2 separate regions of the Homo sapiens genome follow, and region 2 is linked to region 1. A link is a loop called in an ENCODE intact Hi-C map of the cell type or tissue named here. Cell type or tissue: CD4-positive, alpha-beta T cell. All regions are shown on one strand. Links, peaks and the distances in the headings refer to the core of each region. The heading gives the core; the rest is flanking DNA. Region 1 holds the start of LOC105376627 (a long non-coding RNA gene). Region 2 overlaps LOC105376626 (a long non-coding RNA gene).

Evidence for each region. Hi-C counts contacts between places; a loop is a spot of excess contacts. Peaks named below come from ENCODE experiments on the same cell type or tissue, not always from the same donor. Only the 100,000 strongest peaks of a DNase experiment are listed, where the experiment ranks them.
Region 2: a loop joins it to region 1, with 4 times the contacts of the local background. A loop is called at or near these places in 15 of 110 quality-filtered maps.

The regions. Positions count from the first base shown.
Region 1 is chr11:35,075,403-35,090,997 of GRCh38, reverse strand. LOC105376627 (a long non-coding RNA gene) reads right to left here and starts at 8,165. Exons shown (of 4, transcript XR_931194.2): 1 at 4,112-8,165; 2 at 2,423-2,560; 3 at 214-269. RefSeq lists enhancers at 1,097-1,206, 7,468-7,617, 7,968-8,087, 12,855-12,904. In CD4-positive, alpha-beta T cell, for the core only: a CTCF peak has its summit at 8,139; DNase peaks (open chromatin) are centred at 6,957, 7,387 and 8,277; H3K4me3 peaks cover 1,953 bases; H3K27ac peaks cover 4,325 bases.
Region 2 is chr11:35,004,903-35,020,497 of GRCh38, reverse strand. LOC105376626 (a long non-coding RNA gene) reads left to right here. Exons shown (of 4, transcript XR_001748180.2): 4 at 2,328-12,795. Among named protein-coding and RNA genes, the nearest start is that of MIR1343, 71 kb to the right of the region's middle. RefSeq lists an enhancer at 6,557-6,606. In CD4-positive, alpha-beta T cell, for the core only: no CTCF peak of the experiment used is centred there; DNase peaks (open chromatin) are centred at 6,607 and 7,627; H3K27ac peaks cover 2,362 bases.

The sequences.
Region 1 (15,595 bases), core at 4,656-12,655:
AATCTGTTCCAAAAGGCCCCACTTCCTATTACCATCACCTAGGGGGTTAGCATTTTGACTTATGAATTTTGGGGGTCATAAACATTCAGACCACAGCACAAAGCCTTTTTGTGAGTAGAAAAGAGAAGGTGGAAAGGAGATGAGGTGAGTGATGATTCGAGTGTCCAAAACTCTAATGTTAATGATTATGTCGACCATTCATTGAGTACTTACCATGTGCCAGACTTTCTGTTGGGCACTTTACACACTCATTCAATCTTCAACAAAACCTGGAGACAAGCATTATTATTATCCCTGAGTGTTTCAGATGAAGACCCTGAGGCTTATGGCATTTGCCCAGAGTCACACGAGTAAAGAATGACAGAGCAGAGATTTGAGAACAGGTCTTGCAGATGACAAAAGCTATATTAGATTAAGTTCTCAGCCTTTTGAGTTCTCATTGGCTCACAAAACAAATAGACCTTCTAGAACAGAGTAGTAGAGTGAATTGAAAATCTTTTGTCTCCCCACAATTGTCTGAGTAGTAAGCATCTAAATCCAAGTGGAACTTATCAGCGAGACTACTGAAGAGTCAGCCACAATACTATCAAATGTGCTTTGAGAGCTCTGCCCATCACTCTATAGTTCCTGTAGGCTCCCAAGCTGTCAACAGATTAACCACATTCATACCAGACAAACCTGGCTGGTTGGATTTTATTTCATTGTCCATACAGCACCAAGTCAACATGGGCTCGTACTATTTCATGCTTACTTTCAAGGCTGGGTTATGGTCTCACATCCTCAAACCCTTTATCACTCTGTAGGTGGAAGGCGGAGTACTTTTTGTCATTGTACATGGATTTTTATTCTCCACACCCCACCCCCCCCACCCCGTCCTAAGGATTATCTTTCTGACTTACACGGGAGGAGTTGAAGTAGATACAGAGAAAATATCATTCTCTTTTGTTTGTCAAAAAAGAAGAGTGACAACTTGGAACCTCCTCTCTTGAGATCAGTTCATCTCTTTGTCCCTCAGCCTCAGAAGAGGAAGTGGGAGAGGGATTTTTCATATAAGACATGCAAATGGCCTAGTTCATAGGTCTCAAACTACATGCTATTTATGGAGCCAGACAGAAATCCAGACCTTCAGGGTTACAAATATGTGGCCAAAGCATACATTGCTAATCAATCACAGCACTTCTCTGCACCAGGATGTGGCTCTCAAATGTTCCTGGAGTGCTGTAAGCAGTCATTACCAATCAATCAAGAGAACACAAGAGAAAAAGTATATTTTAATGTGAACCAGTCCTTGGGCTTCTTATGGATAGGAATCCTACCTTACGAAAACATTTGATCCCCGTTCATCATAACCTTACAAAAAGTAATTGGGATAGCCCTCAATGTTTGTCGAATGCATAAATGAATGAAATAATAAATTAATGTAGCTATTTAGACAGATGTTACTAAGTCTCTTTCTGCTGGGCACCATCTTCTCCTCCTGGGCATTGGCCTTTGACTAAGATGCTGAAATCATCTGGGTGCTGAACTTGTAGTTCGTTCACAGAGATCCTCTCTTGCTACAATAGCTTTTATTGTTATATTTTTGAGATGGGATCTTGCTCTGTCACCCAGACTGGAGTGCAGTGGTATGACCATAGCTCACTGCAGCCTCCAATTTCTGGGCTCCAGCAATTCTCCCACCTCAACCTCCCAAGTCACTGGGACTACAGCTGTGTGCCACCATGCCTGGCTATTACTTTTTTTTTTTTAATAGAGATAGGATCTCACTATGTTGCCCAGACTGGTCTCAAGCTCCTGGCCTCAAGCAATCCTCCCACCTCAGCCTTCCAAAGTGCTGGGACTATAGGTGTGAGCCACCACACCCAGCCTGCTGCAATTGTATTACTTTTTTTTTTTTTACACTAATCTTAATGCTGTGGAGCTTGTGTCTCGGCGTCCTATGGAGCTGTTACTGAAATAATCCTTTCTACCTACACCTTGCCTCTACCTTCAACTGTAAGAGTCAGACAATAATCTATTGAGCCTAAGCCAGAGGACCCATTAGAATGACAGACACCGGGGTGGATTTTCTCAGCCTCTCTATGACTAAGTCTTTGTTCCCTGGCCAGCCTTCTCTCCTTGACTTGTTCTTGCCTTAGGACGTTCTCTTCCTGGAGGCATCACATGCAAATAGCCTTCTAACAGACCTGCCCAGTCAGTTTCTCAGAGCTTCCTAGTCAGATTGAATGTCAACAGTGAACACAGTTTAAGCCCAATCTATGAACCCTCCCTCTTTACCCTTACATGAAGAAGACCATTTTTACTAGTTATTGCTAAGTAACAAACCACTGCAAAATTTAGTGACTTAAAACAACAACCATTCCTTATTTCTCATAATTCAACAGGTCAGCTGGGTGATTCTGCTGATCTTGGCTGTACTTACCTTGTGCTGTGGCCAATTAGTGAAGTGACAGGGAACAACTGGTCTAGAATGGCCTTGGCTGAATGTGGCTCTCTTCCGTGTGCCTCTGACTTCCTTCCAGCAGACTAGCCTGGGCATGGTCTCATGATGAGGGCAGAGCTTAAGGAGGGCAAGCAGAAATGAACAAGTGTTTTTCAAGCTTCTGTTGGAGGTTAAAGCAAGTTACATGACTAAACCAAGAATCAGTGTGGGAGGGTACTACCAAATGGGTGGCCTCAGGGGAGAATGAAAAACTGGGGCTGTTAATGCAATCAACTTACCTCACCATGAAAGGGAATGTTAACTTCATTAGTGCGAAACATTTGAAGTAGACCCAGTCCCTCTCTTATGATGAGGAAAGTTTGAAGCCAGTGACAATCATGCTTCAGATGAATGTCTCAAGATCAATAGCAATGTCACAAGACCTATCGCAAGCCCTCAGTTGAATCTCTCTGGTAGGGAGCCATCTTCGGCCTTGGTCAGTCTGACAGGTGTCCCTCTAGAGCCTCAGCAGAAAAAAACAAGAATGAAGAACTTTCCTGGATAGCCCAAGCTGCCCTTAAAGTCCTCAGTCACTTCCTGTCTGTGTCTCAAAAGTACTTCCTTTGTATCCACAGTGACACAGAAAGCTGACCTCCCATTGTTCCCAGACTCTTAGCTCTTGTACCAAACTTGGCCAGCTCAATCTGGATATCCCTCCACTTGCTTAGATTTCCACAGCAGCTGTCAGCATCTGGTGGTTTTGAAGCTGTGGGTATCGAGAGTGGGAGTGACAATTCATTTTAGTGCTTCCAGAAGCTTACTTCCTATCTGGTTCCAGCTGCAAGTCTTCAGCCAATGCAAGTTCTCAGCCTCAACCTCAGCAGGGAAAACATTCAGAAAACCCAGATGATTTTATCTTTCTGAATGCTTCATTCCCCTCACTCCCCCATGGAACAGCTGAGTCTTATTGGAGATTTGATCATTCTCATGGGATGGGCTTGATGGCCCTGCTAGTGTGATTGTCTGTAGCAAGATTGCAAATTGGCAATCACCTTTTGGGAACCATTTCAATTGGAGAGCTCCAAAAAAAGTAGTTCTTTGTAGGTTTCTCCCTTTTGGGTGGGGTCCTTGGTTCAAAGATAGACAGTAGGATTTTTTAAATCTCCTGTTTCTCAGGTGGGCTGAACCAATTCCGGTTGCCTTTCCCACTAAAGGGAAAAAGATGTCAACTCACATGTCTTCACACAACACTCCAGGTAATGACTTTAATTGATAAGATTTAGCAACTGAAATGAAAACTATTTACCATCTTGGGTCAGACTGGACCAAAGATTCTAAGGTAGAAATGAATAAACCTAGTTGTTATGGGTTGAATTGTGTCCCCCCAAAATTCATAAGTTGAAGTCCTACTGCCAATACACCAGAACATGGCCTTATTTGGAAATAGGGTCTTTGCAAGTGTGATTAGTTAAGACGAATTTATAATGATGTAGGGTGGGCCTGTAGTCTAATATGGTTGGTATCCCTATGAAAAGGGGAAATTTGGGCACAGATACACAGAGGAGAACATCATATGAACACGAAGACAGGGATCTATAAGCCAAGGAATGTAAAAAATCTCCAGCAAACCAGAAGCCAGGGAAGAGTCATGGAGCAGATTCTCCCTCACAGCCCTTAGAAGGAACCAACCTGCAGATACTTAGATGTCCAACTTGTAGACTCCAGAACCATGAGACAATAAATTTCTGTTGTTTACGTCACTCTGTTTGCTGTACTTTCTTTTTTTTTTTGAGACGGAGTCTTGCTCTGTCGCCCAGGCTGGAGTGCAGTGGCGCGATCTCGGCTCAGTGCAAGCTCCGCCTCCCGGGTTCACGCCATTCTCCTGCCTCAGCCTCGCTGGGACTACAGGTGCCCTGTTTGCCGTACTTTCTATGGCAGCCCTAGAAAACTAATAAACAGGTCAAAGGGAAGCTTGCCTATCGGGGGCTGATTATTTCTAGGAGGCTCAAAGAGTCAGGGAATTTTAACAGAAAAGTCAACTTGGAGACCAGATAGACAAGTTCTTTCTCCTCAGCCACACATCCATTTTACAAATAAAGAAACCAGAGCCCAGAGAATTTGCAGGCATTGATCAAAGTCACTATGCCAGCTGAAGTCACAGCTGAGATTTAACTGACTTTTGACTGTCACTTCCCCAGTGCCAAGTTCCATACACACTTTAGTCATTTGCTTACATATCTTTTCCAACTTACCATGATGCCCTGAGAGCAGGGACCAGAGGCTTAGAATCCAGTACGGTGCCTCACCTATAGCAAGCCCTAAGTAATATTTGTTAATAATAGTTAATATTTCCAGCATCTACCACAAGGGTAATCTTCATGCTGACCCAAGAAATGGTGCTTTTCCAAAAGCAACTTCTATAACAGACAGAGAACAAAAAGCAAGGCGTTCTATGTGTCAGGCTGCAGACAGCAACTCCCAGTGGACCTCAAGTTATCAAGACCTGTCCACAGTCAGCCTGGGCCAAGCGGCCTCTTCTGCTGACAATATGGTGCTCAGAGAGGAGTAAGGCACTAAGCAGTGCCTGCCAGCCTCCTTCTAGCTCTTGGCCATCTCCTTCAGCAGCTACAGATTTATGTCTATTCAGCAACTAAGGGTCTTAGATGCTTTTTAAGGGCAGGGACCTTCTAATTTATCTGTATATTTTCCACACTTCCTGGGGCCCAGGGTTTGGCTCACATCATGGCAGATGTCCAATGAATGTGTGTTGGCTTGGGCCAACCTCCTATGCAGTCGCCTAGCTGTTGAGCAAAAAGAAAGAAAAATTTACCAGGTATTAAATTGCTAAAAATATACCTTTGGGGGAAGTGTCATGCCTTGTTATTTGTAATTCTTCCTTCGAAAGCTGGAAAAGTGTTGAAAAGAAATCATCATCAAAATGATACTTTTCAACATGTAAAATGTTTGCCCAAGTTTAAAGAACAAAGCTTCAGTCAGTCCTGTCTCTGCAGGAAAATCTCTCATAAGCCACACTTAAGATGTAAATTTTACATTATGCTTGATTTTCCATAATAAACAAGTGCCTTTAAGAGCTGAGGTGTGAAACCCATTTTATACAGAGAGCAAGTTCTAAAGATCGTGATTATATAAAATATATTTATGAGGTGATGTTATACTGAGATCAAAATCAATTTTTCATGTTTTTATGGTTGGAATGGATTCTGAGGAACAGAATGCAATTTTTAAAAAATTGAACTGATAGGAAATCAGAATTGGCTTCATTCATGACAGTTGTGCAAGACCTGCTTAGATTGGAAAGAGGGAGTCACTAGAGGCCATTTGGTCCAGGACCAGAGCTGGCTACATAATGGTGGGACCTAAGTGCAAAGTGAAAATGAGGCCTAGCCATGGCAGATAAGTTAGTTTCTCCTTCCCACAGCCTGTCTCTCCTCAGTCTATCTACAGTGCCCCTACCAAGGGATTGCAACCTCCACACCAGGACACACCTGTAACCTGGATAGGAGTGGGTGAGAAGGCCCCATCCAGTTGCCTTCCAAATATACCACCGTGCTGTCAGCCCAGGGTAGGGACAACACCGCCATGCTCTTTCCCAGGATGCCATGGTGTGCATACCCAGCAGAGCCTCTCCCCACAACTGCTCCCAGGCCCCTGCAGAGGGTGTGGGCAGAATGTTGCCTCCCTGTCTGCCAACCTGACCTAGTAGTCACCCTGAGGGAAGGGTAGCAAGTGTTGTGGAGCAGAGGGTGGGGAGTAGGTAGAGTGGAGCCTGGGACACTAAGGGCCCAAACAGAGGGTGGGTAGGAGGCAGGACCACGAGTGAGCTCCTTTGTCCCATGAGACTCCTCTTACAAAATACACATTGAAAGATAAATTAAGAATTGTGCATTAAACCCCAAGCAAGGCCTTCTGAGCAGAGGTCCCTGTGCAACTGCACTGGTTACCTGCCCATGAATCTAGCCCTGCCTGGGAAACTTGAATAGGTGCTCAGTTTTTCACGTGGGCTTCAATATATGTGTTGGTCACATGCTGAGTGTGCAGTGATTGGTTCAATGCTATATAAGAGCTTAGCCAAATGGGTTTTGTAAGATCCTTGGTGGGATTGCAGGGGGCAGGGTGTGGTTAGGAATGCTTTTATTCTTGTTTCTCTCAAAGCACTTAGAAAGGTGCTTTTGACCATAATGCACTAACAAACATCTCATGAATCATTTAAGTCACAAATTGAGATGCTGAGAGATAAAATATTCTGCTACACATATGTTGAGTTGAACCCCAGTTTTAATTGCTGCAATATAGACTTTCTGACCAAGAACCTTTGAGCATCTCTGGTAGAAGGAGTAACTTCAAGGGGCAACATGGGAGAGGAGAACAAGAGGGAGGTTTCTGAGAAAGATGTTTGCTGGCTCCGAACCTCAGCTCACATCACTAATACATATGCATCATAAAGCAATTTCGATTCTTCAGGGAGAATTAGGTAATGATGTACACTTGGAAATTATAAGAAAAATGGAGCCACGCCTTAAATGTTGTGGTTAAAGACTAGAAACCACAATCTCTCAGCCCCTTACTATGGAGACTCCTTGAATAACAGAATCCTCTCCTGACTCCATGAATAATTGCCTGGAAGAGGGAGCAGGAGATGAGGGCTTTCCATTCAGTACATTTCAAATACCTATCCGGTGGACTCACTGGCTCCCTGCTGTTTGAAATCCTCATGCCAAACGGCTGCTGGGAGAAGTCACGAAGCCATGGATGGAAATAGCCCTGCCCACTGGGAGAAAGAGGATCTTGGAGGGCTTTCTTCTCATCCTCTTACAAATACCAATGAAGCATTTTTGCACCTCTGCCAGTTGCTATGGATACCAAGTGGGGAACACATGTAAACATTCGGCATGCGTGAGACACGCTGAAGTCCGCCAGTGCAAAGGTGGTTCCTCTTCTCCTTAGCTTGTCCCCTTTCTGGCTTAGAGCTGCAGCTTGCAGCCACATCAGTAAGCCCTGTAGTTTCAGGCCTCAGCGTGGCTCATTTTTAAGGAACTCATTTACCATGAGCCACTGGGAAATACCCTGCATTTAGGGTCATGAGACTTGAATTTGAAATACTTTCCTGCTAGTTCTTTAGTAGTAGAAAGTCACTCTACCTTCCTGAGCCTCCACCTTCTTATCTGCAAAATAGGGGAAAGAAAGAGAAGCAACTCATATGGGGAGGAGAGTGAGAACAAACACGACAGTCTTTGTAAAGATGAAAGCACTTGTCATGTTTGGGAGTGCTATTATGTAATTACTGGATGTTCCCAAAGGCTTGTCAAACTGTGGTTGGATTTTGACATTGGCATGTGGAAACGGGCCTGCTCACCTTCAGAATTAGCAGTTAGACCCATTGCTCCCTCTTAAGGTTTGGTGTGGATGCCTCCACCCCACAGAGAGGTTAGAGGAGGAACCCCGACCTTGGGGCTTGCTACTGGCACCTCTCCTCCCAATTTCTCGGGACCTCTAGGCCAACAGAGGCCCCATCTCACAGCCTTGCATCCAAATGAGAGAACAGCTCAGCCGCCAATCTCTTCCTACCTGTGAAAACACCCAGGTGTTTTCTTGTTACATAAATGCACTCTCAAGGTGAAGAAGGCAGCAGATCCAGCAGCAGGAACCTCCCTAAAGAGGCGCAGAGGGCCGGGGAGTGTGTGTGGACAAGCCCTGGTGTGCATTCCAGAGGCAGCCCCTCTCTGGCTAGCTGTGTGGCTTCTTTTGGGGTGTGGGAGGAGGGGCGGAGCCAAGGATTGGGTGTAGTCCTCCCTGGCTGACTGTGGCTGCCACCCACCATTGGAGAGGTCTCAGAAGGTTCCTCCCTATCTCCGTGGTAACCCGACACTGTGCTGTGGTGAGAAGAGGAAACTGCAAACAGAGTTGGCTCCTTCCACCAGACCCGTTCTGGAGTTCTAGATTTCTGCTTGTGGTGTGTCAATCATTCAATCAGACCTAACAGCAACTCCAGATTGCGGCTGTCAGAAGCCGTGGCCTCGCACGCCTTTCCTGGGCAACACCATCAGTCCACCAGGGCAGGCTGGACACATGGAGCCTGCGACTCTCCCCTGCCCAGTCCAGCCCCTGCTCCACTGCTGAGGAGCAGAACTCACCACATAGGAATGTGAGCAGCCAGGATGGGAGGGAGGTGAAGGATGAACGGGGAGCTGGGGCCAAAGAAGAGCCCAGCCAGGTCAAGAATTCCCCCAGTTCTCTTCCTTTGACACTCCACCCTCCAAATCGCACATCTGGAAGGAAAAATGAATCCCATATATATTTCAGAATTTCCATGAAGTTGAGAAGGGAGCACTATGGCATCTTGCAGGTTTTTCTGTTTTGCTTTTATTTTTATTTTTTTTTTTTTTGAGGTGGAGGCTCACTGTGTCACCCAGGCTGGAGTGCAGTGGTGGAATCTTGGCTCACTGCAAGCTCCACCTCCCAGGTTCAAGTGATTCTCCTGCCTCAGCCTCCCGAGTAGCTGGGATCACAGGCGCGCACCACCACACCTGGCTAATTTTTGTATTTTTAGTAGAGACAGGGTTTCACCATGTTGGCCAGAATGGTCTTGAACTCCTGACCTCAAGTGATCCACCTGCCTTGGCCTCCCAGCATCTTGCAGATTTTTGTTTGTTGTGTTTGCTTTGCCAGGAAAAGGAGGAGGTGAAAAGGGAGCCTTGAGGGAGAGAAGACATGATATTGACCATAACAGGTAGGAGGGGCTGGTGGGAGCTGGGAACATTCATTTGTTTAATTAGTCAATATGATGTGAGTAACCACTAAGTACCGAGCTCTGCTTTAAAGATTGAGGGGACAGCAATGAAGACAACAGGCTCCTGACCTCATGGAGCCTCCATTCTAGTGGCAGAGGCAGGCAATAAAAGTCACACATTTATTTATTTGTTTATTTTTTATTATTATACTTTAAGTTCTAGGGTACATGTGCACAATGTGCAGGTTTGTTACATATGTATACATGTACCATGTTGGTGTGCTGCACCCATTAACTCGTCATTTACATTAGGTATATCTCCTAATGCTATCCCTCCCTCCGCCCCGCACCCCACAACAGGCCCCAGTGTGTGATGTTCCCCTTCCTGTGTCCAAGTGTTCTCATTGTTCAACTCCCACCTATGAGTGAGAACATGCAGTGTTTGGATTTTTGTCCTTGTGATAGTTTGCTGAGAATGATGGTTTCCAGCTTCATCCATGTCCCTACAAAGGACATGAACTAATCCTTTTTATGGCTGCATAGTATTCCATGGTGTATATGTGCCACATTTTCTTAATCCAGTCTATCATTGATGGACATTTGGGTTGGTTCCAAGTCTTTGCTATTGTGAATAGTGCCGCAATAAACATACGAAAAGTCACACATTTATTTAAACAACAAAAATACAAGTAAGTAAACGATATTATGCCCACACACATATACATGAAGCAGAGCAAGAGATAGAGTGGAAGAGGGTTTGCAATCCAAGACAGGATAACCTGGGGAGCCCCCACATTGAAGGTGGCATCTGGGTTAAGTCTTGACAGAAGAGGATGTGAGCTGTCATGGTGTCTGGGGAAAGAACATTCTGAGACCAATCAAGAGTCCACTGAGGCTGAAGCAGTAAGTGAGGGGGTGGGAAGCGGGGAGGCTGGAGTGTGAAGTGCCAGGTCAGGGAGGGCCGTGAGGGCCACTGGGCTTTTCCTCTGAGTTAAATGAGGAGCCATGAGAGTTTCTTAAGTGAAGAATGGACACGATTTGACGTCTCTTTGAGGGTCACTTTGGCTGCTGCATGGAGAATAGAGGCAGCATTGGGATGGGGGGTGCTACTGAATCTCTGAAGTCTGATCTCACTGTCAAAAAGGGGAATTGGAGCTGGGCACGGTGGCTCACTGTAGCTCACACCTTTAATCACTCCTTGACTCTTTGGGAGGCCAAGGTGGGAGGATCGCTTAAGCTCAGGAGTTTGAGACCAGCTTGGGCAACATAGTAACACCTCATCTCTACTAAAATTCAAAAAAAAATTAGCTGGGCATGGTGGCACATGCCTGTAGTCCCAGCTACTCAGGGGGCTGAGGTGGGAGGATCACTTGAGCCTGGGAAGTTGAGGCTGCTGTGAGCCCTGATGGTGCCACCACACTCCAACCTGGGTGACAGAGCTAGACCCTGTCTCCGAAAAACAAAATGCTAGGAGAAGGACAGGAATTGGAAGGTTTTAGAGAGGTTGAAGACCAGAGTGCCACAAAAACTTTCTCTTATGTCATCAGGACTTATAGAAACTGGAAATACTTTGGGCGTATTCAGTGTTAATTAATGGTGTCCACACACCCCCTAAAATCATCTTGGTTATCACCAGTAGTTCATTTCCCACTGCTTGGAAAATGTGGTCTAGAGAAAGGCCAAACGTTCACCACACAGAGAGACTATAAGTTTGTCTGCCCATGGAGGTTCCCTTCAGGTGGCTGTTATTCAGATGTGACTTAAGAGACCCTAAGTTTGACCCTCTTAACTGTATAGCTTGGACTAAAATTCAAAATGTAAGCTGTTTTATTCAAATGCAGTGGGGTCACTAATTGATTTACACACTCTCAGCTGTGCGAAAATATGCAGCTTCTTTGTTTTCTGTAACTGATCAAATCTTCCCTGTGCGCCCTTAACCCTGTGGAGAAACGAGGAAAAGACCAGACTTACACAATCAGGGACTCTTGGTCTCTTCCAGCATCCTTAAGTTCCCCAACGTTAGCACCTGTTTCTGTGGTTGGTGGGAGTGGCATTACCATGTGACTATGCATGTGGGAATCAGGTCCTATGCTAGTTCCCCTGAGGTGATCCTGGTTTAGGCCCTCCATTGGCATGCAATGGCATTCATAGCTGTGGAACACTGACAATGTCATTGTCCCTAGAAATCAAAGTCCTTGATCTCAGTGGCTTCCACTTCCCAACCTCAGGCCTCTACATTTTCAGCAATCTCCCTTGAATTTCCCTGACCTTTACCGGGGCCTGTAGAAACATAGGGAAACATCACATTGCTGTCTATGAAGGTTCCTCTGTCTGCTAATGCTGCACTATCTCATTCAAGCCATGTTAGACATGGTGCCAAGACAAATACGAGGCTTCTCCTAGGTGCTTTCAGCCTCCTCCAGGCCATGTGTGGGAAAGTATGTCACTTGCCCAATGTTCTTAGGTTCCTAATACCTTTCTAAATGCTTCTATAGCCCGCCCCCAACAAGGCTTGACCCCAAGGAAGAGTGGAGGCAAGACCCTAATATTTGAAGGTCACACTCTGCCTCTATTTCTTTCTCATTCACAATCTCTCTTGGGCAGGAAGGACTGAACTTAACCTTTTGTCCCCTTCCTTTCTGGTAAGAACTTTCCCCATAAAATTTATTTTCTTTTGTTAAAATGGCACCCATTCTGCCTGCTTCCTTGAAGCCATGATAGTGTGTCAGATGTGCTCTCAGGGAAGTGGCCAAGAAGGCAGAATTAGGAAAGCAAGAGGTTTCTTGGGTGTGTTAGTTCTGGCTGCTGTAACAAAGTATCACAGACTGGGTGGCTGAAACAACAGAAGTTTATTTTTCACAGTTCTGGAGGTGGAAGTCTAAGATCAGGGTGCCAACATGGTTGGGTTATGGTCAGGGCCCTCTTCTGGGTTGCAGATTCCAACTTCTCATTGTATCCTCCCATGGTGGAAAGAGTGAGAGAGCTCTCTGGGGTTCTTTTTTATAAAGGCACTGATCCCATTCACGAGGGCTGTACACTCATGACCTAATTGTCACCCAAAGTCCCCACCTGCTCATACCATCACCTTGGAGGTTAGGATTTCCACATATGAATTTTAGGGGACACAATCATTGAATCAATTGCATTGGGAAATGAAGACAAAATGGGGAGGAAACAGGATTGGACTGCATGAGCCTCAGAGCTCAGTGCAGACCTGACAAAGTTTTGGCTCACTTCATGGGCATTTCGAAAACAAATATTGCTCATTTGAGGAGCCCCATGTTGAAAGAAATGGCCAAGCCATAGCAACCCCTCTGTGCTCAGCCCTTCTCTGGGGGCTGCCCAAGAAGAGGATGGCCTGAGCTTCAAAGATGAGACAATGCTAAGGTGCAAACAGCTGGGGGCTGCAAACTAACTGCACTCCTTGCAGCTGAACAGCAAGTTCTTTCTCAGAGGGAGATCCTCATGGGTGCCTCCAATACTGTCACAGTGGTGGAAAGGTCACTAGAGAATGATTGGTAGGGAAGAATAATGAAAATCCCATCAGTTTAATGTTTTGTAAGTGTTTTTTACATATTGCCCAAGCTTCTAAAGTCATCACTGAGCATAATCTTTGCCCACATCCTCTTCACTGCAGGTGAGGTTTATCCACTGTGACCACAGCATACAGCAAGTTACACAGATTTGACTTCTCTTGAACCTTTCCCAAGAACATCTTCACAGAATATAGTGCTGGGGTGATGCCTGAAAACTGTGAGCGTGGTTCTCACAGAGTCTTCTGCTTTTTATCTCAGAGATTTCCATGAAACCCAAAAATCTCCATTTTAATTTAATGTTTGGAACCAGGAAGTGCCCAGCAGTTAATCTAAACCTGTTTTTACCACGACAGCATTCTGTGTACTGCCCGGGAAATGTCAATGGTTTGTTGATACCAAATTAATGATGCATATCTCTAGCAAAGAAATCTCCAGTGAGTCAGAAACCAATCGTCAAACTGTCCGTCCACCAGGTTTCCTTCCTGTGAGTCACTTTAAGAAGGTTGACTTCTTCTTTCTCTGTTTCCAGCCTTTCTCTGGTTTAATCAATGAGAGTTAAAGCCATATGATAATTCTTGGAAGTATTGACAGATGTGACTGGTCCTCCCTCCTGGACAAGCCTTGAAATGGAAGTGATAGAGAGGAGATAAAAGGAGGTGGGAAAGGAAGTATGTAGACAGAGGGAGAAACAAAAAGGACCAGAGGTCTAGAAATTTCTTACTGCCCCAGAAGTTAAAACATTGTTTTGTTAATCATAATTTATCACAAAGGTGGCCAGTTTCCGGGGAATTGTGTTGCCAGACAAAATGCGGGACTCTCACTGAAATTAGAATTTCAAATAATAAATAATTTTAGTATAATTATGTCCAATGCAATATTTCAGACAAACTTACATTAAATTTTTTTCTTTGTGTATCTGAAATTCAAATTTAACTAGGTGTTCTGTATTTTTATTTGCTAAATCTGACAACCATATCTGGGAGATATTTTAATTTCCATTGCATTCCTTTTGTTGATGAGTGTGATGAGCTACTATATTGAACAGGAAGTAGAGAGGATAGCGCCATCCTCTTATTGTCTAGCAGAAAGATCCAGGTTATTTGGACTTAATAGTTCCTTACTCCCGGGGCAGTCTCTGCCTTCCCAGCCCCACTCAGCACTGAGCATTTCAAACTGACCATTGGCTGAAACCCATCAGCCAATCATTGAAACTGGACTTGCTGTCCTTGCTTTGGAATTGTCTATATCTATTATAAGGTGCGCTTGGATTTCACAAGCCTAATGAGCCTCATTCTTGCCTTAATCCTCCCCATGTTTGTCCAATCAATAGGAGAGATCTTTTGCTTTGGTTTCTGCCTACACCTGGGGTCTTGGACTCTAGACTATTCAGATACGGTCTTGACATCCTGCCTAAACCTTGCCATTTCCTTCTTTTCAGTGGTTTCCCTCAGTCCATGATAAACATATCACTTGGAAACACAATACTGCCTCCAAGCCTCACCATCTTCTAGGACAGAGGTTGCCAAACATTTTCTGCAAAGGGCTAGATAGAGTATATTTTTGGCTTTGCAAACCCTGCAGTATCTGTCACAACTCCTCAATTCTGTCATTGTAACATGTGAACAGACATGTGCTTCTGTACAGCATTATTTATCAACAAGTAAAGCTGTGACAGGTCACGGGCTATGTTTGGCCCAAAGGCCAAAGTTTGTTAACCTCTGTTCTAGAAGAGCCTGGGATCTTGCCTTTCTTGCCAAAAAGTTTCCACTTAGTTATAGATGCTGGCCTATTAGCTCAAGGAGCCACGTATTGTTTACTTAATGTGATGCTGATGGCCTCTCTATGACTCCATCAGAGACCAGTCCTATTTTACAGCCTTGGCACCCTCATCTTGGGCTTGGCAGTTCCAAGCTTTCTTCTCTTCCCTCTACCAGCTTCTGAGGTCCCTGCATGACTTGCTGATGAGCACACTCAATAAGCCAACTTCTACTTGTTTCCACACTATAGCTAGGATCCACTACCCCCTTTATTTCCACAAATGCTACCTTACTTTGAGACTTAGTTGCCAATGCTTTGGACTGACTCTGTCTCATCTTTGTACTTCTACCTGAGAAATCTTCAACTGCTCATCACTGCTGATATGATTTCCTTTGCATAATAAGTCCATGAAACTACCCACCAGTGCTGAGAATGGTTTGCCTTATAATAGCTATGGATTTAAAGAAAAACCCTTCTCTCTCAAATGATTAAAAATACCTTGCAGTAGGACAAAAAACCAAACAATGCATGTTCTCACTCATAGATGGGAATTGAACAATGAGAACACCTGGACACAGGAAGGAGAATATCACACACCAGGGCCTGTTGTGGGGTGGGGGGAGGGGGGAGGGATAGCATTAGGAGATATACCTGATGTAAATGATGAGTTAATGGGTGCAGCACATCAACATGGCACATGTATACATATGTAACAAACCTGCATGTTGTGCACATGTACCCTAGAACTTAAAGTATAATAAAAAAATATATATATATATATATATACTTTGCCGTAACCAGGCAAAGGCAGCTAGTACACGGCTATAGGGATACATGTAAAGCACTTTAGCATGAAGAAAAATCAACATTATGAATTGTATTAATGTTGTTCTTAAAAGTAATTCTATGACCTTAGAACAACATTGCAATGGTGTGAAAATGCAAAGCAGATTTTATAAACAACCAAATATGTGTATGAATACATCCATTTATTCACAAGGGCAGGACTTTGGAACCCAATGAATGAATTTCAAAAATAAAATTTTAAATTAGGAAAAAACAACAATTTTGAAACCAAGTCCACACAAATCTATAAAAATAATGTTGATTGGCTACTGTTCTGGGTCAGTG
Region 2 (15,595 bases), core at 3,981-11,980, 70 kb after region 1:
TAATAGAAACAAAGCTAGTAAACAAGAAGACACTGAAATATATTCTTATTTGCGAGGCTGAGGCAGGCAGATCATCTGAGGTTGGGAGTTTGAGACCAGCCCAGTCAACATGGTGAAACCTCGTCTCTACTAAAAATACAAAAATCAGCCAGGCATGGTGGTGGGTGCCTGTAGTCCCAGCTACTTGGGAGGCTGAGGCAGGAGAATCACTTGAACCCAGGAGGTGGAGGTTGCAGTGAGCCTAGATCATACCACTGCATTGCAGCCTGGGCGACAGAGCCAGACTCCATCTAAAAAAAAAAAAAAAAAAGTATTCATATTAAATCAAAGTGTTTCTAAACACATAAAATAGTGATCAAATAGTATATGAGATTTTATTAGGAAAATTAGTCATTGAGCTTCAAGTATCTTGACATCTAGGAAGAATATTTTGATGGGCTTCTATTGTTAATTAATTAGATAAATTAGTACTCTGTGCTGGAATAAAGTAAAATTCAGAAAACCTACCATTTTTCAGCATCTAAATTTGATAAAGCACTTAAAACAGAGACAACCTTTTTGCTAAATTTTGTTTTTAAAAATATTTGTGGGGGAGGCGAGGATAGTTAATGTGTACAAAAAAACAAAGAATGAACAAGACCTACTGTTTGAGAGCACAATAGAATGACACTAGTCAATAATAACTTAATTGTACACTTTAAAATAACTTAAAGAGTGTAACTGGATTGTCTATAAAATTGAATTGGATTGAGGGGATGGATTGAGGGGATCATTCTCCATGATGTACACGCTTATTTCACATTGCATGCCTGTATCAAAGTATCTGATGTACCCTGTAAATATATATACCAACTATGTACCCAAAAACATTTAAAAAATTGTCAAAACAGTTACTCTAAGTGGAACAGTATCTGCGAAATATTTAGTTTTATCAATACCAAATACAGAATTGAGAATATTCTCCATCCAGCATAAACTGCCCTGATCTTACCAGTTACCTCAGCATCTGTAAAACTGGATATTTTCTCAATTGAAAAACATACTTTTTGCTACAAAGAAGAGTCAATTGATATATCAATAATTTTAAATTTATTAGTTATAGATTATAACTTTGAAGATCTCAGGAACTTTATTTTTTAAAAAACCACAAAACATTAAAACATACTAAAAAATAGAATCTTCAGAAAAATATTAATGACTCAGTACTAGAGCTAAAAATGGCTCAGAATGAATAGGTGAAGAAAAAAAGATTTTTAGGACAGTGAAACTACTCTGTATGCGTAGATACATGTCATAGTGTATACACGTTATTATACATTTGTCCAAATCCATAGAATGTATAACACCAAGGGTGAATCCTAATGCAAACTATGGACTTTGGGGATAATGATATGTAAATTATTTTGATCAGTTGCAACAAATCCATCATTCTGGTGGGGGATGGTGCCAATGGCGGAGACAATGCCATATGTAGGAGCAGGGGGGATACGGGAAATCTCTACCTTCCACTCAATTTTTCTGTGAACCTAAAACTGCTCTTTTAAAAATCTGCTAAAAAATATTAAAGCATAAAAAAGTGCTAAAGTTATGACCTAATAAATGAATTTGCAGAAATGCAAGCGAGAAAAATTTTATGATCAATCAAGATACCACATTAATAAAGTACTTCTACTTTTTGTATTGTATAAAATTCAGACACTAAAAATAACATTTCTGTAGGTTTATTTTGTTACTTACGTATCACAATTACACATATTACATTTTATAAGTAGTAAAATTTTTTAAAGAAAAAAATAACTAAGAAAGTGATTACAAAACAAGAATAATTTCTGATTATATTATTTTAATGGTCATATAGCCAATATATAGGCGTTTAAATTTTATTACATTAATGTACAAGGATATATAATTTGGCTTATTAGAAATTATTTTTGAAAATATTTTAATACGATAGTTTTTGTCATTACACTAATATAACAAAATCTTTCTCATTTGACAAATATTTCAAAAATATATAACAAATTATTTTAGCATTCCTTCTCCTCTCAAAAGCATGCTGTCACTCTGTTTTTGAAGACAGTTAAAAGAATTCCATTTCTGAACACTGTTAAGAAAAGTGGGGGAGTCCCAGCAGAGTTTTGGGCAAAGGCAATGGAATAAACATGGCATTTCTGAAAAGAGACACTTGCAAAGGCCCAACACTCGCAAAGCATACCAGGCATAATGTAAATAGGAAAAAGAAACTATTCCGTTGATTCAGTTCATTTGTAAAAGGAGTTTTCCCAAGGTAGATCACAAACAAACCAGTCCATGTGAATCACTTGCAGAGCTTTGAACCCTGAACCCAGCATTCTGAGAGTGGGAACCAGAAATGTGCATTTGAAAAGACTCCCCAGGCAATTCTGATGAGGAGCCAGTGAGCCTGCTGAACCAGGTGACTACTGACATCTCTTCTTTGAGTGACTTTCGACCATCCCACAAATGTCTGCTCGACGGTGTCCTGGAAGAGCTGGGTCATGGCTCTCATTACACACTACTCAGCATCATACACCAGGTTGTATCACACATCTCATTCACACTACTGAGCATCATACACCAGGCTGTATCACACTTTGTCCGGACTTCATGAGTCTTCCAGTACAGTGATGGGACGTAGGTTTTCTAGACTTGCCTATGGGCTTCTCCTCTTTCCTAATGAAGCTTCCACTCATCCAAACGTCCTTTGAGGAGGAAATTTATCCAACTCACTCCACTGCAAAAGCTGGAGAACTGACAAGATTCTTCCTGACCACTTCAGTGGCTATGATTATAGGCAGTATTGTGGTTTTCATTTGCAAAATGAGGAATAAAGCTGCAGACATTTCCAGTACTAGAAATGGTCTGTTTGTAGCATGAAGGTGCATATTCATTTCTTTTTCTTTTTTCCTGACCCTTAATCATTTATTACATTTTTCTCCTGTTAAACAAGCTATATAGGCTGAATACAAAGAAGTTTGAAAACACAGAAAGGTAAAAAAATTAAATTAAATTAAGATCATCTGAAATGTTAACTTCAAGAGAAAGTTAACAACTGTGAGCATTCTGGTTTGTATATTCTTGCAGTCTTATTTAATTAATTGCATTTATGTACTTTAAAAAAAGTAGAATTATATTGTATATATGGCTTTGATTTCTTAAAAATTAACATTGTGAACATGTGCAAGGAGTGTTTCTTAAATTGCTCTTTCCATTGTCACTTTTACTGGAGATTAAAGTCTCAAAGTACATTTTTTGACTTAGCAGAGGGAGAGCTGAGATGTCTCATTAAAGCTTGGCCGAGCGCCTTCTGTTACTGCTTATTTACATAAGTAGCTTTCCTAAAATCAACGGCTCCCATGAACAAGACATATATATTAATGCCTCACAGTCCAATATATGATGAGATAAATGACCACTGCTTCCTTATATAATGCGCACACACTTGCCTGAGACAAGTCAGCTGTTCTGAAACACAAGATTAGGAAATTCAATTTCATGTATACATTTCCATGAATCAAAAGTCAAAATCAAAGGACAACCTTCTGTGTTACAGTGAACTCTGGAAGTAAGTGTAAATAAGATAATAAGATATGCCCTACTTTGTTGTCATCTTTTTTTTTTTTTTTGCTTTTTGTTTTTTGTTTGTTTTGAGATGGAGTCTCACTCCGTCACCCAGGCTGGAGTGAAGTGGTGCAATCTCGGCCCACTGCAACCTCCACCTCCTGGGTTCAAGCAATTCTCATGCCTCAGCCTCCCAAGTAGCTGTGATTACAGGCGTGTGCCACCACGCCTAGCTAATTTTTTGTATTTTTACTAGAGACAGGGTTTCACCATGTTGGCCAGGCTGGTCTTGAACTCTTAACCTCAGGTGATCTGCCTGCTTCAGCCTCCCAAAGTGCTGAGATTACAGGTGTGAGCCACTACACCTGGCCAGCTATGCCCCACTTTGAACAAACATTGCTAGAATCTGGAAGAATCTTCTGTTAGCCAAGGATTGCTTTTGAGGTTCACTCCAAAAACTGAGCTACCACCGGGGACAAATGGTCTCATAATTTTGAGTGTGTAAAGTGCAGCGATTCCAGCTCATGAGCACTAATATAATTTTGGAAACAATATACCCACAACAGGCATCGTCTAGAAAACTAACAGGATCTCTTTTCCACTAGAGTGTATTGTTGTTGACTAAGTGTTTTCAGTTATTAAGCTGGAAGAGACATGCTGGGGAGAATGCTTTGGAGGAACAAGTAAGCACAGAACACAGAGAATCAGGTAACTTATTATTTCTCACCTTTCTCTTTCCTTTGTAGATAATTAGCAAACATTCCTTTCTCCACCTTATCTCTTTGTTGAGGTCATATCAGCAATTATCTGCCCTCTGGTTTATGCAAAACTACCTGAATAAGTCATAATTCAGAAGAGCTTATCAACTTTCTTCCATGTCCCGTTGCCCAAAAATAATCAGCAATGAAATATCTCAAACATACAGAAAAATAGAAGTAAACAAAACCACCTAGATTTATGAGCAGTTCACTCTCTATCTACATGCTTAATATATTTTTAATAAAGTCTTCAGTCATCACTGCCACATTTACAAGAATACTTGGCCTTTTGGCTTGTCTTCTGAACATATTTTTGCATGTAAGCCTTTTACATATTTCTCTGAAGTGGTTCGAAATCCATCAGCTCGATGGTCTTTATTGTTTCAATATGGCCCAATCCACAGGGCAGAGCATATGACTGGTGTGGTGGTTGCTGCGTGGCTTTGAAGTCACACGGATTTGAGTTCCAGTCCCTGCCTACTAGCTGAGCAAATGTGGTCAAGGGTCTGTGACTGAAATTCTCATTGATAAAGCAGGGATAATAATACCTACCTTGTTGTCGAGATGTCATGAGGTGATGTAAGCAAAGCATCAGAACAGTACCTAGCACATAGTAAGTGGTTATCATCAGCTTGTGTGTCTGCTGTATATGCTGAACTGCTTGAGTCCATCTCCAATTGAAGCTGTATTTACCAGGATCCACTCAACCACTACCTTGATCATTAACACCTCCTTATTTGTGGACTCATGAATACAAGGCACTTGCATCTGCGGGGCTTCAAACTTAGCCCAGTGAAATGGCAGTCTTTTTTAGTTTTCTAAACACCTGGAGGTGACTTTTTCCCTGCCTCTGACTTTAAAAACATAATGAAATTTTACAGAGTTTTATAGCACTGAACTTTATGTAAAATCAAAAGAGCCCGTGAAATAAGAGAGCAATTGGTTGTAAGCAAGCCCCTTCATGAACATGGGCATTTTTTTTTTAACGTCTTTGTATCTGTGAGCATCTCCTTCTCTTCCTATCCTTAAGTGTATTATTTGTCATGAAAGCAAAGTGCTTTTAAAAAATTGTGTTTGATTCCATGGTTCCCAACAATGGCTGGACTTCAAACTCACCTGTGGTGCTTAAGATTATATATCTGTATACTTTTGTTTAAAATGAATATTATAAAAATTTATGTTTAAAAATATGTGTGTATATACATACATAGTTACATACACCCAAGGCACATATGTGCATGTGTATACATAACATATACACATACATACATACACGCACACCACCACCAAAGCCCCACTAAAAAAATACTGGAATCTCTGGGAGTAATGGGGGCAAATAGGAGGAGTTAATGTTCAGGTAAGGCTATTATGGACCCATTGTTGAGAATCACAGTGGGTTAATTACTTGAAACAGTACCTATCTAAAGGACAGTTAAAGATTTTGGTATTAACCAGAAAGTCTTTTTTTTTTTTTTCTTAAATAATTTTGCAGGCAAGATGCTGCTGTTACAAGTTTTCTGTTCTGAATTATGTCTTCCATAGGAATGAAGCATCCACACAGTCCATCCAAGCATACTGTGAATCAAAACACATGTCATAGCTGGAACGAAAGCATTAGGACCATCTAACTGGATTCCACTGGAATGAGTCTCTGTGAAACCATGCCGAAGTCTTTGTAAACAACCACCCTAAAGAAAGCTACATGAAGAATAGCCAATAACAAAAGCACTGGATTTAACTCAATTTTGTGAAAAAACAAAAAAAACAAATATGATGCACACACTCTATCCTTTTGTGAACAAAATGCCACCAAACATTTGAAACTGGCCTAAGCATACATTGACATGTTTGACATGAAGCCCAGCCTTATTGATCAGCCTTTCCAATACCCCCCGCCCCCCATTCTTTATTCCCAATAGATACATCTTCTCACAGGTAATTGGGCAGAAAAATGCTTATTGACTGATCTTGAAAACTTCAATGCATCTAAAGCTGGAGAACATTCAAAAACCATGCTTCTCTTTATTTATTTCAGTTTCCATGGCAAGAGGAAAATAAAAGGCAACTGTTTTGAAAGCAACAACAGTAAACGAAGCAACATCTCTGGCAAGCAGGCAAACCTTAAAGAGTAAAAGTTATAAATCCCCATGTAGACAATACCTTGTAGGTATACCTTCCCCCAACCACGGGGATGACTCTTAATGGTGCTGACTAGGTATAGACACCAACTTGGGACCAGTAAGTTATTCTTAGAAGGTGCTAACTTTTGTATTTTCTTTTAGGTTCTTGCTGCTATGTTTCTCTTTCAATTGACTTCCAGAAATCAGACAGTGAAATCAATGGGGCTTTCCAGGCCACTGAATTCAAAGTAATCAGGGCAGGGTCAGAATGCTGATTGACTGTTTTCAACACACAGGGACCTGGAATTTGGGTTCTAGCTCTATCCCTCAGCACAGAGTCAGCAGACACAATGCCCTAGATGGTTGGATTTTCTAGTGTCTGTGACAGGCATCTTCAAAGCTGATTCCTCTCCCTCTGAGAAATCAAGGCCACCACCTTTAACTACTGACACAGTAGTGTACTTCCCGTACTGCAACCTCAGTCCCTTTTGTCACTTTTGCTTTGCATTCAAGTGCCTTGGCCAGTGTTAACTGCAGCACTTTGATTTCTCTTTCTATAAAGACTATCAAGTACCAAGTCATTTGTTTCTGCAACCATGTAACCCAAGGACATATTCTCCTGGATGAAATTCCAAGACCCCCCCCGCCACCAGAAGTCAGTGGAGAATAGGCACAGAAAAGATGATGAAGGTCATAGTTTCTAATAATTTGTTTTCTTTTTAAAAAAAATTTTTAATTTTTATTTTTTTGAGACAGAATCTCACTCCGTCACCCAGGCTGGGGTATGGTGGCATGATCTCGGCTCACAGCAACCTCTGCCTTCCAGGTTTAAGTGATTCTCCTGCCTCAGCCTCCTGAGTAGCTGGGATTACAGCCGCATGCCACCACGCCCAGCTAATCGTTTGTATTTTTAGTAGACACGGGGTTTCACCATGTTGGCCAGACTGGTCTCGAACTCCTGACCTCAAGCGATCTACCTGCCTTGGCCTTCCAGAGTGCTGGGATTACAGGCATGAGCCACCAAGCCCAACCAGTTTTCTTTCCTTTTTTTTTTTTTTTTTTTTTTTTTTTTCCTTTTTAAGGGAGGGGATTCCCTCAGTGGGTTTACTTAGAGTGAAACGGTATCTTGGCTTTGGACTTGCCCCTGCCTTCATTCATGTGGGTACTTTTTATTTAACTTTTCATTGTAGGTAGGCTCCCCTCTACCTAAAAAACCAAAGGGAAAAACCCCAATTCTTTAATTTACTCACATCCTGTTACGCTTTCACAAGCTGTTCATTTTCATACCAAGCCTCATCTTCTGCTGCCAACATCCTAGTTTGAAGGAAAGGGGGAGACAGGTCAACTGGTAGTGGTCCTGTCCTCAAAGGGAGAGAACTCCTGGGTACCTCTTTCCAGCAGCCCTAGGCTATTTCAAAATGTCAGCAGGTCTAATCCTAGAAGAAAACACCATTTACTTCTCAACCTGCTGGGGCATGGTGAGGTCTAAACAATACATTAACCAACAAAATCTGCCAGTTCCTGAGAACTGCCAGAGAACTGCCTGAGAACTCAGAGATAAACAGTAAGAGGTATGGTCAACCTTCAGGGGAATGAAGAGACTATCTCAATGCAGCAAAAATAAAGGAATTAATGTGCTCTGCAGCTTTAGAAAGGAACTCTCCTTCCTGGGGGTGCCTCCGTGTCCCTGGCTCTAGGAGACTACCTAACCAGCAAGGTTGATAGCATGACCCTGGCTCCACTGAAAACTTGGGCCTATAGACTGTCTTATTCTAAAGGGTGCTTTTTAATTCTAATTTTTTTTTAATTTTTATTTATTTTTTTTTGAGACAAGTTCTCACTCTGTTGCCCAGGATGGAGTGCAGTGATGCCATTTAGGCTCACTGCACTTTTGACCTCTCAGGTTCAAACAACTCTCTCACCTCAGCCTCCTGAGTAGTGGGGACTACAGGCATTCACCACCATGCCCGGCTAATCTTTTTTTTTTTTTTTTTTTTTTTGTAGAGACAGGTTTTTGCCATGTTGCCCAAGCTGATCTTGAACTCCTGGGCTCAAGCGATCCACTTGCCTCAGCTGGGACTATAGGTGTGAGCCACCGTGCCCACTCGAACCACTGGTCTTTTAATGTTTTCAGCTCCAGCTGGCAAACCCATTACCTGCTCTTCCTAGGCAGCATCCCTTGGTCACTATCCAGCCATCTGTTACTGCCAAAGCAAAAGTCCATGGCCCTCGAAGTGTGGGAACTCTGGCCATCGGCTACTTATCATTTTGCCCTCTGAAATCCTTATATTTCTTTCTGAATTCACACACTCAGAATTGGCAGTATATTCTTAAGCTATGAAGTCCTCCACTATATGCCCATCCCAAAAACCTAAGCGAGTAAGATTATTTAATCTAGGAAATGGTTATTTACTCTATAGAAATCTGATCTTCTCATTGCCCAATAACCATGGAATGCTGAAGAGTTGCCTCAGATGGCAGGGAGCCTGCATGCTAGCTCACACACTATCCCTAATAGCCATTTAATTTTGGGAAAAGACCCGTCTTTTCTCTGGACTTTAGTTTTCTCCTCTTTAGAAATAAGAAGCTGGTTAGCCAATCAGTCATGTCTCTTTCAGGTATATGTTCTACGCTTTGCAACTGCAAAGTTGACAATCTGAGAATGTGTGCACGCCAAAGGGGCTTAAAAAATAATATTATCTAACACTTAAGCACTTGATGTGTATTAACTCATTTAATCCTTCAATAACCATATGAGGTAGGTATTATAATTATTACCCCTATATTTTAGATGAGAAAAGAAGAAATAGAGAGAGGTTGAGTAACTTGACCCATTATCCAGTAGTTTTAAGGCTGGGGTTTGTATTTTTAACCACCATATGCAGGATAATGGGCAGATCTGAGGACTAAGCTTCCTTGACGTTTGCATGCTTAGAAGGTTACAGAGGGAGTGTGAGAATCACAGTTAATCTGCAAATCAATGGTATATACCGAAAATCAGGACAGGGGCCAGAGTGTCCTCACTGTTACCTGTTGGATTCCCTTGGCATTATTTAGTGCACAACATTACCATAGGAAAATCACAAGCACTTTTATGGCAATGGTGTAAATTAGGAGGATTCTGACAGTAAAGCCCAGAGTCATTCCAAGATAAAACGATCAGTTTGGGATCTCTTGGCCACCTACTGACCTGTCAGTGTATTGAGGCAGTTTGGGGTAGGAAGTATGTCAAATGATACTGGAGGAGGGAATACAAGAGGCCGGGCAGAGAGTGACTTATTTATTAATTATCTATTTATTTATTTTTGGTTGAGGCAGAGTCTCGCTATGTTGCCTAGGCTGGTCTCGAACTCCCACCTTGGCTCCCAAAGTGCTGGGATTACAGGTGTGAGCCACCATGCCCAGCCCCAGAGAGTGACTCTTGACTAGTTTGGAGAAATAAACTGACTTCAAGGGTCTTCAAAACACAGCCACTTGGAGGTCCTGACTGCCCTTTTCTGATCTCCAGCATGAGCCTCTGCAGAAGCAAGTGCCTTTCACTGAGTCTGACCCTAGCTGAGTGAGATCTTTGCAGAGGAAAGGACAACATGCTTATTTTTTTTAAATGGGCCCATAAGAACCCCGAAACCAAACAAGAAAATCAGGAAAGTTTCTTGTTAGTCTACTACAGACAGGTAGTGATGAGAACTTGGAATACTATCTAGATTCTGAGCTCATTGCTCTAGGGCCCAGGGTCCCAAATGGTGCCTCTTTTCAATGCTTATTTACCATAGTTTCATAGAAACATGACCAAGTGTCAGTTAGTTCTTTACCCTTCGGGTTTTTTCCATCATTAATCCTCTTGGCACAGGGTGGGGCTGAGCTGGGAACAATATCATATAACTCTAGTTGCAGCTGTCCTTATGCAAACCAGCATATCCGCAAGTTACCATGACCTTTTGGGGGAAACCAACATAACAGTGCTGGTGGACACAGCTTCAGGCTGCTAGAGGTCACTGATATGTACCATTGCAACTTGGAAGGAATTCCATATATTGATACTTTCTTTGATTCTATCAACCAAACGGCTTTGTGGGGCACATGCTATAGTACTGAATGAAATACCTTTCTTTCCCTTGAGCCAAAAGCACATAATAAGCTATAGATTCTTTGCTGCTATGCCATTGATTTACCTACTGTACTTTGTAACCCAGGAGGGCTATGAATCATCCTTCCTAATTTCAGCTTCACAAAACAGGTTGCTTTTAATACAATCTCTTCTTTATCTAGATTTATTTGTTCTGAACCCTAACACATTCTTAGGGCATTATTTCTTACTGAAGACAACTCTCCCTTAGTGTTTGTTTAATGGTAATTTTTTATTCAAGTTCTTCCTGGGTGTCCGCTTGCCCTTTAATTTTCTTTTTCACAGTGCTTTATATTCCTAGGAATACCTGAGTCACAAGTGGTCAGATTGCCAGCATTCAGCAATCCCAGGCAGGGGGCAGATTTTATTGCCTTTCTCTCTTCTCCTCCACGGGTTGCTCAACAGTGTTAACATTCTGATTTCTTTTAGGAGTGGAGCTCCAAGATAATCTCTTACCCTGCCCTTCTTACTCATTAACTTTAATTTCCAAAAAATGCCGCCGATACCATTCAAACACTAGTTCAGGAATTACCACGTGCTGGGCACTGTACTGGGTGCTGGAGATACTGAGAAGAAGAAACATGATCTGTTCTCAGGAAGCTCACAATATGGTGAATGTGATAATTAAGGTCATGATTAAACAAAGCAGGAAGTACTCCAAGAAAGGTGAGCAAGGCATTACAGGTATGCAGAGGATTGCTTGACCCAACCTGGAAGAATCCAGAAAAACTCATCCAAGGCTGGGCACAGTAGCTCATGCCTGTAATCCCAGCACTTTGGGAGGCTGAGGTGGGCGGATTGCCTGAGGTCAGGAGTTCAAGACCAGCCTGGCTAACATGGTGAAAACCCATCTCTACTAAAAATACCAAAAAATTAGCCAGTTATGTTGGCGTACGCCTGCAGTCTCAGCTACTCGGGAGGCTGAGGCAGGAGAATCGCTTGAACCCCCCGGGAGGTGGAGGTTGCACCGAGCCAAGATCATGCCATGCACTCCAGTCTGGGCAACAGAGGGAGACTCTGTCTCAAACAAAACCCATCCAAGAGCCAAGAAGAGGTTATGCTTGACCTGAACCTTAAAATACAAGTAGCTGTCATTTTGGGGGAGTCCAAACAATGGATGGGTTGATGTGGATACAGCAAAGGACATAATTAAAGAGTCATGGCCAGATCATGAAGGATTTTGTTCCTCGGGCTAAGAAATTTTAGCTTTACCTTAAAGTAGAGGAGCTACCAATTCCGAGCTACAGCGAGGAATCGTAATATAGCATTGTATCATGTATGAAAGGACAAAATTCATGCTACTTTCCTAAAAGTAAGATTCTGTGTCCCCGTTTGCTTCATCTAATATTGCTTCTTGGCCCCAGCAATAGCACACAGAGCACCGGAAAACTAGTTCAGGCTTATCACCAATTCCTGAAGCCAGTCTACCTCTCCAGGACACTTAGAGCCATGACCTTCTCCAAGCTCTCCAAGATCGCTGTGCTTGTTGCATATTCTGGTCTGCAGAAGGTGAAAGGGTACTAATCATCCTAGAAGCCTTCCTGGAACAGGATCTCTTTGCCTAGGGTCATAAAATGAGGGATCCAGATGGTACAGGGAAGTGTAAATGGCAGTTGGAGATGGGACAACAGTAAGTGCAGAGGCAGAGACACAGGTCAGCAGACCCCACATGTGACATGTCAAGTACAGGGAGTAGGGGAAGAGGTGGGAGACATGGTACAAGAAGTCAAAAGATCCACTGGTTCCCTGTATTCCATGAAAACGTTACTGTACAGAATATTACACATTTCCAAGTTGGAGACACTAAAATACAAAGGTACAAATTGTCTAAGCGCAGATATGAGGCAGTGGCAAATTAATAAAACAAATCACATGCCTGTTTCTAACCTGTTTACCATGGCCAAGAAGAGTCTGTGAAATCAAGTTAGACATTCTGTCTTTGAAATCATGCATTCACAGAACTTATGGAAGCTTTCAAGTGGAAATGTCTTTACTCTTTAAAAAAAAAAAAAAAGCTCAAGTAATGCCCTAATCATCTCTTATTATTGTTTGTATCTGCAGGATTTGGAAACTGCTCAGGAAAACAACTGGATTCCTAATAATCCCTGAACAATTCTTTTTTTTTTTCTTTTCCTGTGGACATTAGCCTTTTAATTTTTCCACAAGGAATTCTGGGCCAATTTAACTAATAAATAATAACAGAATTTTCTAAGTGCATGGTACTTTTGCTTTATCTGATTTCATGGCTTTCCTGTTCCATGACAACCCACTGTCTTTTCCCTCACATGTATGTTTTATGATGGTTTTTTCAGGCATTTGAAAAAGCTTTAACACTTTCACTCAAGCTAAGACACCTCAATTTTCATTAGTGACTTTATTGTCCAGGAGGTGTTACAGAGACTACCAAATAGTTTCAAAATTACTTGCTCAGTCACGATGCCCACAGTTGACTCTCAGCCTAGCAAAAGAGAAGAAAAGAAGTTCTTGTGTTTACTGTCCTGAACATACCCTTATGCTAGTATGCAATCTCCTCAGGTCCCCTCAATTAGGGTCACATTTCCGTTTTACAGTGATAATGCAAGAGACTCTGGGTACTGTTCAATGAATATAGGTTTAATGTAATATATGTATTTCTGCAAATATATATATATATATAAATGAGGATTTTGTAAGCACCATTTAAAATTACCTGAGGGGCATTTTCTAAGTAACTGTGAGTCTTTTTGTAAAGCAAAAGCCCTTTTAAAAAATAACATCATTCCTTATTTCATGTGTTCTAAGTTCAGGTTTTCATGGACTAATTTCAAAAAATGATGGAGGCCACCATTCTTTTTCATTTGTTGAGTAAGCTTTACACCAACACAAGAGGCCATCACGCTTTGCCCTTAAGCTTTACTTAACAACGATATTTGAGCATGTGGGCTACTGAGACAGAAAAGTTCCCCCATGAGTCAGCAGCCAGCCCCAGCAAAAGATTTCATGGTCCCAACTAACTAGCCCACAGCCTTTCATATTCAGTTCTGCTTTCTCAGTGGTCTCTAGGAGTCTAATTTCTGGTTAGGAACTGAGAAATTGGGTTGATTTCCACTTCCGTAGGATAGCAAGATATCCGCAGGATGTCAAGGGGGCTGGGCCAGTACCCCAAGTTAGCAGTAGTGAAAAAAGTGGCTGAGCCCCAGGATCTAGAGCACATGAACTCTTTCCCACCTCAAACCCCCATTCCACCCTCTACCCCATGAGGTCCCAAAGGAGATGAGCAGAGAACAAGACCTGGCAAAGAGAGGTTGTTAATGGAGCTCCGACCTCAAACCCTGATGTCTCACCTTAGACTCATTTCCAGGAGTGGGGCCCTGGGTTTCATATTTTAAAAAGCATGGCATATTGGCGTATGTCTCCCCCGACCCCCACCACCACTGCCATTGGAATGCCTAAGGCCAGTGGTGTGCTGAAGCTGGCTTGTACCAGCTCGTGAGAGCTGATTGTTAAACTTTTAAGAACTTTGCAAGCTGATTATTAAACACAGCTATTACTGAAAGCTAAATTATATAAGCTTAGGATTCAATAAATTATACCGGAAGCAAAGATAATAAATACCCAAAGCTCACCACTTCCTATTCATTTACTATTATCTATGTTCTTGAGGTTTTTACCTCTATTGTATCTTTAATGGTGGAAATACTATGTAATAATGGAGAGCTATGCATCTCTTCCTAATTCTACACTCAGTAACATTACATTGGAAGCTTGAAATCAGAGCATTTATACCACCGAAATCAGCAAATACTACAAATCAGGGATTGATTTATTGTGGATTGTCTCTAGACTTAAGAAAATAATAGAGAAAAATGTAAATAATGCAGATTAAACTTAAAAATGTCATGTTTGTAGTTGGTACACTATGAATAGCACAAAATTTGAGAAAATATTCCAGTATTTGAAAATTATCTGATTCAGTAGAGAAAGTACTCTCTTCATGGACAAACATGTAAACTTCTGTGTCACTGTTGTTTTAACTTTTATCTTATTCTTTTGTGTAAAGGAAAATGTCAACCAACATTTAGGTCAGTAACCTACTTATTCATCAACTGCAATCATAGTTTGGCTGCAAATAAAAGCGTTCTATAAAATCAGGTAAAGCATTCCGTGATAACATACAATAAGGAGTATTGTATGTTCTATAGTTCTTAGTAAGTCATATATTTTACTCCTTGTAAATCAGTAAAATTTATAACAGACTTATAATTGGTTATATATCCATATGCATTTCTTCTCCAAAGAGCTGGTTGTTAAACATTTACCGGCACACCACTGCTTAAGCCAAGAACAGAAACAGGTTAAACAGCCTCCTGGGCTTCTATCCCATAGGTTCACACCCTTATCTCAGCCCTTTAGTTTACCATTCTCCTGTCAAGAAGAAAACAAAGAATAGAAACCTTTGTACAATTAAATCAAAAGGAAAAGAAATATTCCCTAAGATCTAAGGCAGATAATTTAATCTGCCTAATCCAGCCCTTCCTAAGAAGGCTGCCTCTCAAGTAGGAATGGCTTGAGGCTGATGTGACCACACCTGCCATGTGGAAAAGCTGAGAGCAATAATAACAGATGGCAGACTTGGCACTGTAGCCTAATAAATATTCTCCCTTTTAATGAGTCCACATCAGATGGCTCCTTGGGGGCAATGGGGGAGAAGCAGGGAACAAAAGCAGTTTCTCTTGCTTCCTGGTCGGATCTCGTACATGTTTGGGGGTACATAACAAAAGATCAGTGAGCATTTCTGCCTTCCACCAAATGGAGTACACATGAACATCACAGCTTTGCGTACAATTACTTTAAAATCATCAATACTTGTATTTGAAAACATCTTTGTAGACTTGGAACCAACCCAAATGCCCATCAATAATAGACTGGATAAAGAAAATGTGGCACATATACACCATGGAATACTTTGCAGCCACAAAAAAGGATGAGTTCATGTCCTTTGCAGGGACTTGGATGAAGCTGGAAACCAGCAT